Linked DNA regions of Homo sapiens: all the other regions are linked to region 1. Evidence: chromatin contacts called from ENCODE Hi-C or POLR2A ChIA-PET data. All regions are on one chromosome and are shown on one strand. Each heading gives the region's core, a stretch centred on a gene start or an enhancer-like site at or near the end of the contact. The rest is flanking DNA. Distances are from core to core; before and after follow the strand shown.

Evidence for each region. Hi-C counts contacts between places; a loop is a spot of excess contacts on that map. ChIA-PET counts read pairs that join two places held with the same protein, here RNA polymerase II (POLR2A). Pooled maps may share reads with other maps.
Region 2: a loop to region 1 is called in a map of naive thymus-derived CD4-positive, alpha-beta T cell, with 5 times the contacts of the local background. The contact joins the promoter of RBM27 here to the enhancer-like site in region 1. A Hi-C loop is called at or near these places in 1 of 168 maps with a recorded cell type or tissue (naive thymus-derived CD4-positive, alpha-beta T cell), 1 of 37 single-sample maps with no recorded cell type and 11 of 50 pooled maps. POLR2A ChIA-PET finds 5 or more read pairs at or near these places in 1 of 52 experiments (BJ).
Region 3: a map with no recorded cell type shows a loop between it and region 1 (7-fold over the local background). The contact joins the promoter of RELL2 here to the enhancer-like site in region 1. A Hi-C loop is called at or near these places in 1 of 37 single-sample maps with no recorded cell type and 4 of 50 pooled maps. POLR2A ChIA-PET finds 5 or more read pairs at or near these places in 1 of 52 experiments (activated CD8-positive, alpha-beta memory T cell).

Annotation. Positions count from the first base shown.
Region 1 is chr5:144,190,445-144,193,601 of GRCh38, reverse strand. The region is part of intron 2 of KCTD16 (potassium channel tetramerization domain containing 16); the gene reads right to left. Among named protein-coding and RNA genes, the nearest start is that of KCTD16, 21 kb to the right of the region's middle. Within about 2 kb of position 1,406, at least 3 of the 41 ENCODE cell types and tissues checked have a DNase peak (open chromatin) inside an H3K27ac peak, as active enhancers do.
Region 2 is chr5:146,201,728-146,205,038 of GRCh38, reverse strand. RBM27 (RNA binding motif protein 27) reads right to left here and starts at 1,434. Exons shown (of 21, transcript NM_018989.2): 1 at 1,215-1,434. The coding sequence starts at 1,273. It overlaps RBM27-POU4F3 (RBM27-POU4F3 readthrough), which reads right to left and starts at 1,434. Exons shown (of 20, transcript NM_001414499.1): 1 at 1,215-1,434. The coding sequence starts at 1,273. RefSeq lists enhancers at 1,219-1,378, 1,849-1,998.
Region 3 is chr5:141,635,426-141,638,484 of GRCh38, reverse strand. It overlaps RELL2 (RELT like 2), which reads right to left and starts at 1,488. Exons shown (of 7, transcript NM_173828.5): 1 at 76-1,488. The coding sequence starts at 259. It overlaps HDAC3 (histone deacetylase 3), which reads left to right and starts at 1,636. Exons shown (of 15, transcript NM_003883.4): 1 at 1,636-1,749; 2 at 1,855-1,937. The coding sequence starts at 1,695. RefSeq lists enhancers at 80-199, 900-949 and silencers at 1,460-1,749, 1,810-1,859, 1,869-2,163.

The DNA.
Region 1 (3,157 bases), core at 157-2,656:
TAAACAAATAAATGAGCAAGATCATTTCATATAGTGAAATGAGCTATGAATAAAATAGAATAGGTAATATTTAAAAAATCTTGTTTGGGGCAAGGAGAAGAGGATTGATACTGCAGGCTGAGACTCTGGGGAGGGGAGCCAGCTATGTGAAATGCTGGGAACAGTGTGCTCTAGGCAGGTGGAATGGAAACAGCAAAGGCTCAGCTGTCTGAGGTGAAACTAAGCTCGGCTTGTTCAAGGAACCAAGAAAGCCAGCAAGTTGGATCCCAATGAGCAAGGGTGAGAGTGCAGGTCTGAGAAGTAGGCAGGGACCAAACCACAGATTTCATTCTATGTGTTATGGGAAGTCATTGGGAATTTAAAGTTAGAAGTGACATGTTCTGGTTTGCTTACTTTTTAAAAGGTGACTTTGGCTGATATGGGGATAACAGATTGTCAGGGAAACAAAATTAGTTGTAGGGAGATCAGTGGGGAGAATTTACAGGGATTTAGTGATATATGATGATGTCTCAGACCAGAGTGAAGTAGAATACATGAGGAAAAGCTAGCAAGGATTTTGGGGGTACAGGTGGTGGTATTTCTATATGGACCTGTTAATGTTCTTCCTCCTTTCAAGTTTTTACATCTCAGTTCATTTGACACAAAGCTAACAGTGTCCTCTTTCTAAAGATGCCATTATTTGCCCAGATATCTTAATTGGCTCACCACTGCTCATAGAATAAACTCCAAAGTCCTTGGTGTATATTCAAAGCTCTCTGCTATCTGGCCTCACCTTCTTTAGAGTTCCATACAAATGGGCTGATAAGGAAAGGGAAAAAAATGGTTACAGAGACATTCAAAAGTTCTGAGATAAATCATTTCAAAAATAGTGATATTCATAGAAAGTGGTGCTGGTTTTTGATATGTGAAGGACCAGCATTCACAGCTCTTCAACTGCTCTTAAAATCTGAAAGGTTCTGTCATAAATGAAAAAGCCACAGTGCCTCAACCAGTGGCTTGCTTTAACTTCCAAGGGAAGAAATAGGAAAGCTCTAGGAACTAGAAGAAATCATGTAACCCCTTAGAACACAAATAAATAGATGAATTAATTGATTTTGTTACAATCCTTCGCTTTATTCGTTCCCTGGTCTAAAATCTCCCATTATAATGCAATTAAGTGAAACCTCATGACAAAATGTAATGATTAAGCAAACTATAAAAAGGCAGAACTTGATAGAATGAAATCGTGTATCACATTGAACATATGATTTCCTTTCTCTTCTGCCTTAAGTAAGCATTTCTTAGAAATCAAAAATTCATGTCAAGATCATCAAAGCCGACTTGAGACGTCATCAGGATTAACAATCTAGAGTAACAGAAGGGGGCAGTGTTATCACAGTCTCTTGCATCAACCTGAAACCTTGAAGAAGAGAAACTGAAAGTCACCCTGAGTAACACTGTTCACTTACCCAGCATCCTCAACTGAGTCCCAATTTCAATTACTAATTTCTTTCCACTTGTGAAGTCTTAAGCTCCCAAAGTCAGCAATGAGATGCCCCCTTTGGTCCACCAACTTGACATACCCTGCCAAGCCCTATAAGAAACTGATCCCTTCTCACTGTAGCCTCAAGAAATGCAAGCCTGTCTCTACATTTACCTTCATTATTAATTATTCTGCCTTTTACAGCATGAATGGTGAAAGAAATTCACTTGTATTGACCATATAAGAAAAATACTTTATATTTAACATGTTATCAGAAAAGGCCTAAAGTTTATTTGTACTGCTGAAAAAAAAAAAAATGGAAATACGCAGCTCCATGCAGAAGCACTGCCGCAAACACTCACTGTTAGCCTGAGATGCATAGAAAAACAGGGAACTGTCTCGGCTGTTGAGATAATTTAGCAGACAAGTCTAGAGAGAGATAAGTGGAGGCAAAAGCTGGTAAACACCCCCAAAGAGGAGGTGAGATTTCTTAAAGAAATCTGAGGAAGGATAACTCAGCCAGCTGTCTTCAGGGCTTAGGGAGGGAGGATGAGAGGAATGAGAGGAAATATCATGACTAGACAGAGTTGCTATTGCACTTTGAAGGACAGGTGGAACCTAGAAAACAGAAGCTAAAGGTTCTATGTAGAAGGGAAAAGTGGTTGAAAAAATATGTGTGTAAGTGTGTCAGGGGGTATATGGAGGGGAGCAGCAGTTGGGAAAAGAACAGTCAATTATCCAGTTTGGCTGGAGCAAAAGGCACCAGTGAAAGAACAGTGGAGGAGTTTGAACTTAATTCTGTAAACACTAAGTAGTCATTGTGAGTTTTTGAGCAGAAATGACAGAAACAAGTTTCTCAACGACCACCACTTCTACAGAGTAACTCAGAACTCATCTACCCTCTCCCCAGCATCCCTTTGCTCACTTATCAGGGAGGACTTCCACCAATGATTCCCATTCAATGTCCCCACTGACAGGTGTGGCTTTGACATTAAAGCAATAAGAATTTCCGTTTTTACAACAGTATTAAAAAATATTTTCCCTCTATCCCCCAGCCATGAAAGAAAGGGAAATAAAGATAAAAGCTGCTCTATTACCCATTTGGCAAAGTGAAGAATGGTGTACATTGAATGTCGCACATTAACGACAATCAGTGAGGCTCACCTTCAGCAGAGAATGAGAATGTTTTATGTGTGTTGTGGTGTGTGTGTGTCTGTGAGTGCCCATTCACTCATTCATTCAGTAAATGTTTGTTTAGTATGTTCCACATGCTAGGCATTGCCATAGGCAATGGGGATTCCACAATGAACACAAAAGAGCTGAAGCTCCTGCCTTCATAGAGCTCACATTCTAGACAATAAATGAATAAGCATATAGAATGTCAGATGATAATAAATATAGTGGAGAAAAATAAAATAGAATATTAATTACTATGTTACTGGGGAGGGGTATTAATAGCAAAGGGACAGAGGGGACAAGGAAAGAGGTAGGGGAAAAGTGTGTTCTTTAGTAGTTTAAGCTAAAAAAGGCTTTTTCCAGTCAGGTGAACTATAGTAAAGAAAGGAATTTTCATTCAACAATCAATCGTAATATTAATAGATATAATAATAGATACCAATTACTGAATCACTACTACATGACTGTCACTATGCTGAGCATTATTTCATTTATTCTTCACAATAAGCTTTGTTAGTG
Region 2 (3,311 bases), core at 185-2,684, 2.0 Mb before region 1:
GTAGTTCCAGCTACTCGGGAGGCTGAGGCAGGAGAATCGCTTGAACCCGGGAGGCGGAGGTTGCAGTGAGCCGAAATCCAGCCACTGCACTCCAGCCTGGGAGACACAGCGAGACATTGTTTCAAAAAAAAAAGGTTATAAAACAAAATGTTGATACATCTGTTACCTCTTTCAAGCCTCCCAATAACATTTCTACTAACACCACCCAAAATATTTTTAAAAGACAGGTCTCTCATTCTTTTCGGTCCCTCATACTACACCCCAATTATCTTCAGGTGTCCTCTCAATCTTACAAAAACATTTACAAAACTGTCCTCTCAATGGCACAAGAATACTTACAAATCTCTTATTCTTTCTACCGCTCCTTTTATTCCTCCAACACCACCTGTATCTAAAAATCCCTACATACTGTTAGGTATACTCCTCCACCAATTAATGCTGCATACCAGTGTAGCCCTTTCAACCTTCAACTAAACTTACAGAAACCTCTTTTTTCCAACCTCTATGTATCTAAAAGTCATCAGTTCCCCTAGCACTATCAAGCCCTCAATAATACTTTAAAATCCCTTAATATCCTTGCTATCACACTTATCACCTCCCCAATAATTTCTAAAACCCTTCAATGCCCACACATCCTTTTCATCTACTCCATAGTATTTTTCAAATCCTTCAATATTCTTGATCCCTCAGAACTTACCAATAATCGCTATACAGTTTCAATGTCCCTGCTATCCGCTTCTGCCCTCATATTTCGAAAATGCCCTCGATATTTTGCTTCTAGACCTTTCAGTCCCGGAATAATAATGTTTATCAAACCCTTGATATTCTGCTATTCCCTTCGACATCTCAATATTCACATTTTAAAAATCCCTCAAGAGCCCCGTTACCTCTCTCTCAGTTCTCAAACAGCAATGTTTTAAATTCCCTCACGGCCCCTGCTACCCCTTCCAGCACCCCGATATTTGCGTTTGAAAAGCCTTCGCTGTCCTTGCCTGCCCCCCCAGTCCCCATATTCACGGCGCCTCTCCGTCCCCAGCGCTCCTCTCCCACCCTCACCCCCACCACAATGGTGATAGTACTACAGGGAAGGCGTCGCCGGGACCTCCCGGCCGCGGCCCCTCAGCGCCGCCCCCCACGCCACCTCCCCTCCCCCACGCCCCCGCGAGCCCCCAACGCCCACGTTCGCCGGCCCCGGCCCAGCCCGGCTCACTCACATCGGCTCCAGTAACTTGGCCAGCCAGGACTTGAGGGCATCCACATCCTCTATGAGCATGGTGCAGGGAAGGCGGGCTCGGCCGCCGCTCTTCTTCAGGCCTGCCGTGGGTCTCCACTACGCCGCCCCCTCACGTTCCCTTCACAGCTCCCGGTGCCCCAGCCCACCGGGCATCTTAGGAGACTTCAACCTACTCCCCCGGCCGGGGCCTAACAGGAACTAACCCAAGAGCCCTCACTCAACCTAGCCCGAAGGCTGAGGTGGGCGGGAGACAGTGCCGAGTGGCAGGCCTGAGAACCAGTAAGAGAGAGGGGGCCCTGAGGGCAAGACCAATGAAAAGGCTCGCTCGCCCCGCCGGCAGGCGGTACCCAGTCAGGGAGGAGAGATATAGCAAGGTAGGTGGAGAGCTTAAGTGAACTCCTGGTGCAAGATGGTATCTTGGAAAAGGTGCTTTGCCTCTTAAAGGGGCAGCGGCGCCTTTTTTTGACCACGCCGCCGCCCGCCGCGGAATACCGGTGTCTGCTGCTGGGAGTGCCTGGGGGAACCCGGCGAGCCCCTCAGCCTGGTTCCTTCCTCTCGTTTTTCTTGGAAACACACACTCGTGTCCCGAAATGACTCAGCTGTAGTAAATCTGCAACACAACGTGCAATACGTTCACGTTCGACACATTGCACAGAATGCAAAATTTTACTTTTTTTCTTTACACACTCATGTTGATTGGCACTCACGTTTGTATTTTCTGCTGCTCTGCTTTAATTACGCAGAATGTTTCTGACAACCATGCCTTGGAATCCAGTAATCGTCATTTTTAAAACGTGGCGCACGGATGTAAAAGGCTGAGGCCATTTCAATTTTGCTAGTACTATTAATAAATGTTGCTTTATTTAGGAAGAAAAATGACTCCAATAGTTTGTTTTTAATTATCTTTTCATTGTATATCTAAAATTCAGTGGTTGGGGGACGGGAAGGGAGAATTTTAATCAGCAAAGAAGGATTACAAAAAAATTTTTAAGACAAATTAGAAACTACTGAAATAGTCAACTTACTTTCTAGTAGGTGAGAAATTCTTTCTGGAGTTTTGAAATCACTGATTTAGCACTGATGTTAAAATGTTTACCCAATAACATATACTGAGTCCCTGCAATTGCCAGCACTGAGTAAGGCACTAGGAGTCCAATGCTGAGCAAAACAGAGCTTCTCCTCTTAAGATGATGAACAGTTTATGGGGTTATGCATTGTAATAACATTTTGAAAAATACCTAATGAGCACGCACCTCATATAAAAGAAATGGATCAACCTCAAATAAACAGACATCCTATATATACATAGAACAGGTATAGGCAAACTTCTGCAAAGGATCAGATACTAAATATTTTGGTTTTGTGAGCCTTGAGGTATCTATGGCAACTACTCGTCATACAATGTCTTGGCTTAAAATTAACCAGGGACAATATGTAAATGGAATGATTGTGGCTGTATTACAAACATTTATTAAAATTATATAAAATTTTAAATTTATATAATTTTCACATACCATGAAATATTATCTTTTCATTTTTTTCTCCATTTAAAAATGTAGGCCAGGCTGGGCGCGGTGCCTCACACCTGTAATCCCAGCATTTTGGGAGGCCAAGGCGGGTGGATCACCTGAGGTCAGGAGTTCCAGACCAGCCTGACCAACATGGTGAAACCAGTCTCTACTAAAAATACAAAATTTGCCAGGCATGGTGGCACACGCCTGCAATCCCAGGTACTCGGGAGACTGAGGCAGGGGAATCGCTTGAACCCAGGAGGCAGAGGTTGCAGTGAGCCAAGATCGTGACAAGAGCCAAAGAAACTCCATCTCAAAAAAAAAAGGGGGGGCTTGGCACGGTGACTCATGCCTGTAATCCCAGCACTTTGGGAGGCCCAGACGGGTGGATCACCTGAGGTCAGGAGTTCCAGACAAGCTTGGCCAACATGGTGAAACCCCGTCTCTACTAAAGATACAAAAATTAACCGGGCATGGGACGGGCGTGGGCCAGGCGCAGTGGCTCATGCCTGTATTCCCAGGGCTTTGGGAGGCCGAGGTGGGCGGATCATGAGGTCAGGAGATCG
Region 3 (3,059 bases), core at 239-2,738, 2.6 Mb after region 1:
TGTTGGTCAGGGAGGCAGAGGTGTGGGGAGAAGGGTGAAAGGTGACTGAGCCAGGGTTCCAGGCTCCTCACTCACGGGGCTGAAGCTGGGCATCGTCAGGCTCAGAGCCCCTCGACGTGCGGCAGCGGTAGCCCTTCTTCTTGAGCACGTGGCAGATCATGAAGCCTACCAGGCCCATGAGGAAGAAGACCAGCACAAGCAGGAAGAGCATATATAGCCCATGTTGGGGCGGTTCCAGGTCAGGCTGTGGTTCCGACATGAGGCCCTGGGGGGCGAGCGCGGGCCAGGGCGCCTCCTGGGTTTAGGGGGCTGCAGCTGGGAATGGGGGAGGGGTAGGAATGCCGTCCTCAGGATCTGAAACAAGCACGTCTAAGACGTCCGGCTGAGGTCCGGCCCCACCCCCTACCCAACCAGGGAGCTGTCCGGGCCAGGAGTGCTGTTTCGCCTTTCGGCAAGAGGTCAGCGGCAACGCAAGCTCTCTACCACGACCCTGGTCCCGCTTCCCCGACGCCCCGAGCGTTCCCCTTTCCAGCTTGTTCGCGCTTCTGTCCCTCCCAAGGACACTGCAGCACGAGATGGGACGGCATTCTTAGGCGGCGGGAGCAGAAATCCTGCCTGAGTCAGCGCCCGCACCTCCTCCACGCCGGCCTGAGCCAGGCCTCTGCAGCCCCTTCCTCTCAGTACTCCCGCACCCCTCTCCCTTTTTGGTTTCTCCCACCCTGACCACCTGGCCGACCCGGTACCGGTGATTTGGTTCTGGTTCCGGCTTCTGCTGGGGTTCCGGCTCCAGGGGCGTCCTAGTGCGGCTCAGGGCCCCCGACGCCCTTCCGGCGCTCATCCCTTGATTCCTCCCCTCCCCCTTCGCCGCCTCACCGGCCCCGGGCTGTGGCTGCGGATACCCGCGCCGTGGCAGGCGGGGGGAGGGAAGAACAGAGAAGGATGCGGGCTGGCTGAGAGCGGTGGCAGGCTCCGGGCAACTCCGGCCCTGGGTCAGGGAGATCGCCTCCGCAGCCGCCCTGGCTTCCCAAATGCCTTCACCCGTCGCGGGCCCAGGACCAGGGGGCGGAGCGCAGGTGTGCGGGGCGGAGAGCGTGAGCTCTGCGCGCGCGTGACTGCGCCGGGCCCCCCCGGGGCAATGTGCGGCGCCGAGTCTGGGTCCGGGTAGGGGACAGGCGGTCCGGCGTGGGTGTTGTCCACTGGTCTATCCGGTACGCCTGGCGCAGCTCCTGCCCTCAGATGCCCCGACCGAGCGGAGAGTCAGGAATCTTCTCCGAGGGCTGGGGGAAGCCGGCTTTCCGCACCTTTGAGGGACGGAGTGGCGGGATCTTCGGAGCTTCCTAGAGAAGTGACCACGGCCTGCGCCCGGTTTGGGGCAAGCGGCTGGATGGGATGGCTCGGCTTCCCGAGGATCTGACCCCCGGCCGGAGACAAATGGCCCTCGCATCCTAGGAGCTATGCTGCCAGTTCCCTGCCCAACCCGGGACGCTCAAAGCCCCAGATACCGGGAGAGCTGAGCCGGGCGAGGGGCGGAGCTCCCCTGGGGGCGTGGCCTGGGTGTGGATGGAGGCGGGGCCGCAACGCCCAGTTCCGCAGAGGCCGGCTACGTGCTTGCGCAGCACGCACGGCCGGGGAGGGGCTGGCGGCGGCCGCGGGCGGCGGGCGGCGGAGGTGCGGGGCCTGCTCCCGCCGGCACCATGGCCAAGACCGTGGCCTATTTCTACGACCCCGACGTGGGCAACTTCCACTACGGTGAGGAAACAGGGATATGCATGAGGGGTTGGGACACGGAGGTTTTGAGGCGGGGTTGCAACTCCAGGGGTGAGAGCTGACGAACTCTCTTCTCCCCACCCCCAGGAGCTGGACACCCTATGAAGCCCCATCGCCTGGCATTGACCCATAGCCTGGTCCTGCATTACGGTCTCTATAAGAAGATGATCGTGAGTTCCGCCGCCTCGGCCGGGGGTTGGGGGGTGGGGCGAGCTGTGGCCGTAGGGATAGGTGGGCTGGACTGAGTGCATGAAGTGCGACCCGCCCCTAGAGTATCGGGGAGCTGGATAGAAGTCACCAGGAGTACCTTGAAAGTGCAGGGTGTTGGGGGTGGCGTCCTCTGCTTAATGGAAAGTACTTTCTCACCTCAGGTCGGCCACCCTCTGACTGTAGGCACACTAGCCCTTGGCCTAGGGTTAGCGTGATGTGGGGCTGGTTTGAAGACAGAAGGTGTGTTCCTCCTCTGCATTTTAGAGTGTGGATAGGGCCTTGGCCTCAGGAATTAGGGTTAGGGGAGCGGATATCACTGTATCAGGGTGTGAGGTTTACCCTCAGTTCCCACTCCTCTTTTACCACCTTTCTTTACCTCCAAGGAGCTAGGGCTCCAGGGTGGAACGATGCTGCCGTCTTTGTAAATGTGTATGTGCGTGTGGAACAGAGGCGATATTTTAGATATTCCTTTTTCAGCCTGGAATACCTCTACATGGTTCTGCTTAATCGCTATCCAGTTTTTCATCTACCAGACATACACATGCTGTCTTCCCAGCTTGGAATTTATGGCTGTGATATGGGATAGTAACAGTTAAGCCACGCCAGGCGTGGTGGCCCATGCCTGTAATCCCAGCACTTTGGGAGGTTGAAATGGGGGGGATCGCTTGAGGCCAGGAGTTGGAGACCAGCTTGGGCCACAGTGGGACCCACATCTACAAAAAATAAAAATAAAAAAAGTAGCCATGTGCGGTGGGTGTGCCTGTAGTCCCAACTACTTGGGAGGCCGAGGCGAGAGGATGGCTTGGGCCCAGGAGTTTAAAGTTACAGTGATCTATGATCAGCAGCCTGAGTTGACAGGGAGGACCTTGTCTCAAAAGAAAAAATAAGACAAAACAGCTAAACCCAGGCTTTATGTGTTGCTAGGGAAACTAGTGAACAATATGAATGAATGTTCATTGCTTGTGCCAAGGCACAGACAAATGGACTGGTCATAGAAAAGACTGAGGTGATGTTAGTGCAGGAATCTATATCCCTTGAGATTGTTTGCCTGTATGTACCTGTGTGCATTTTCTGGGAGAAGA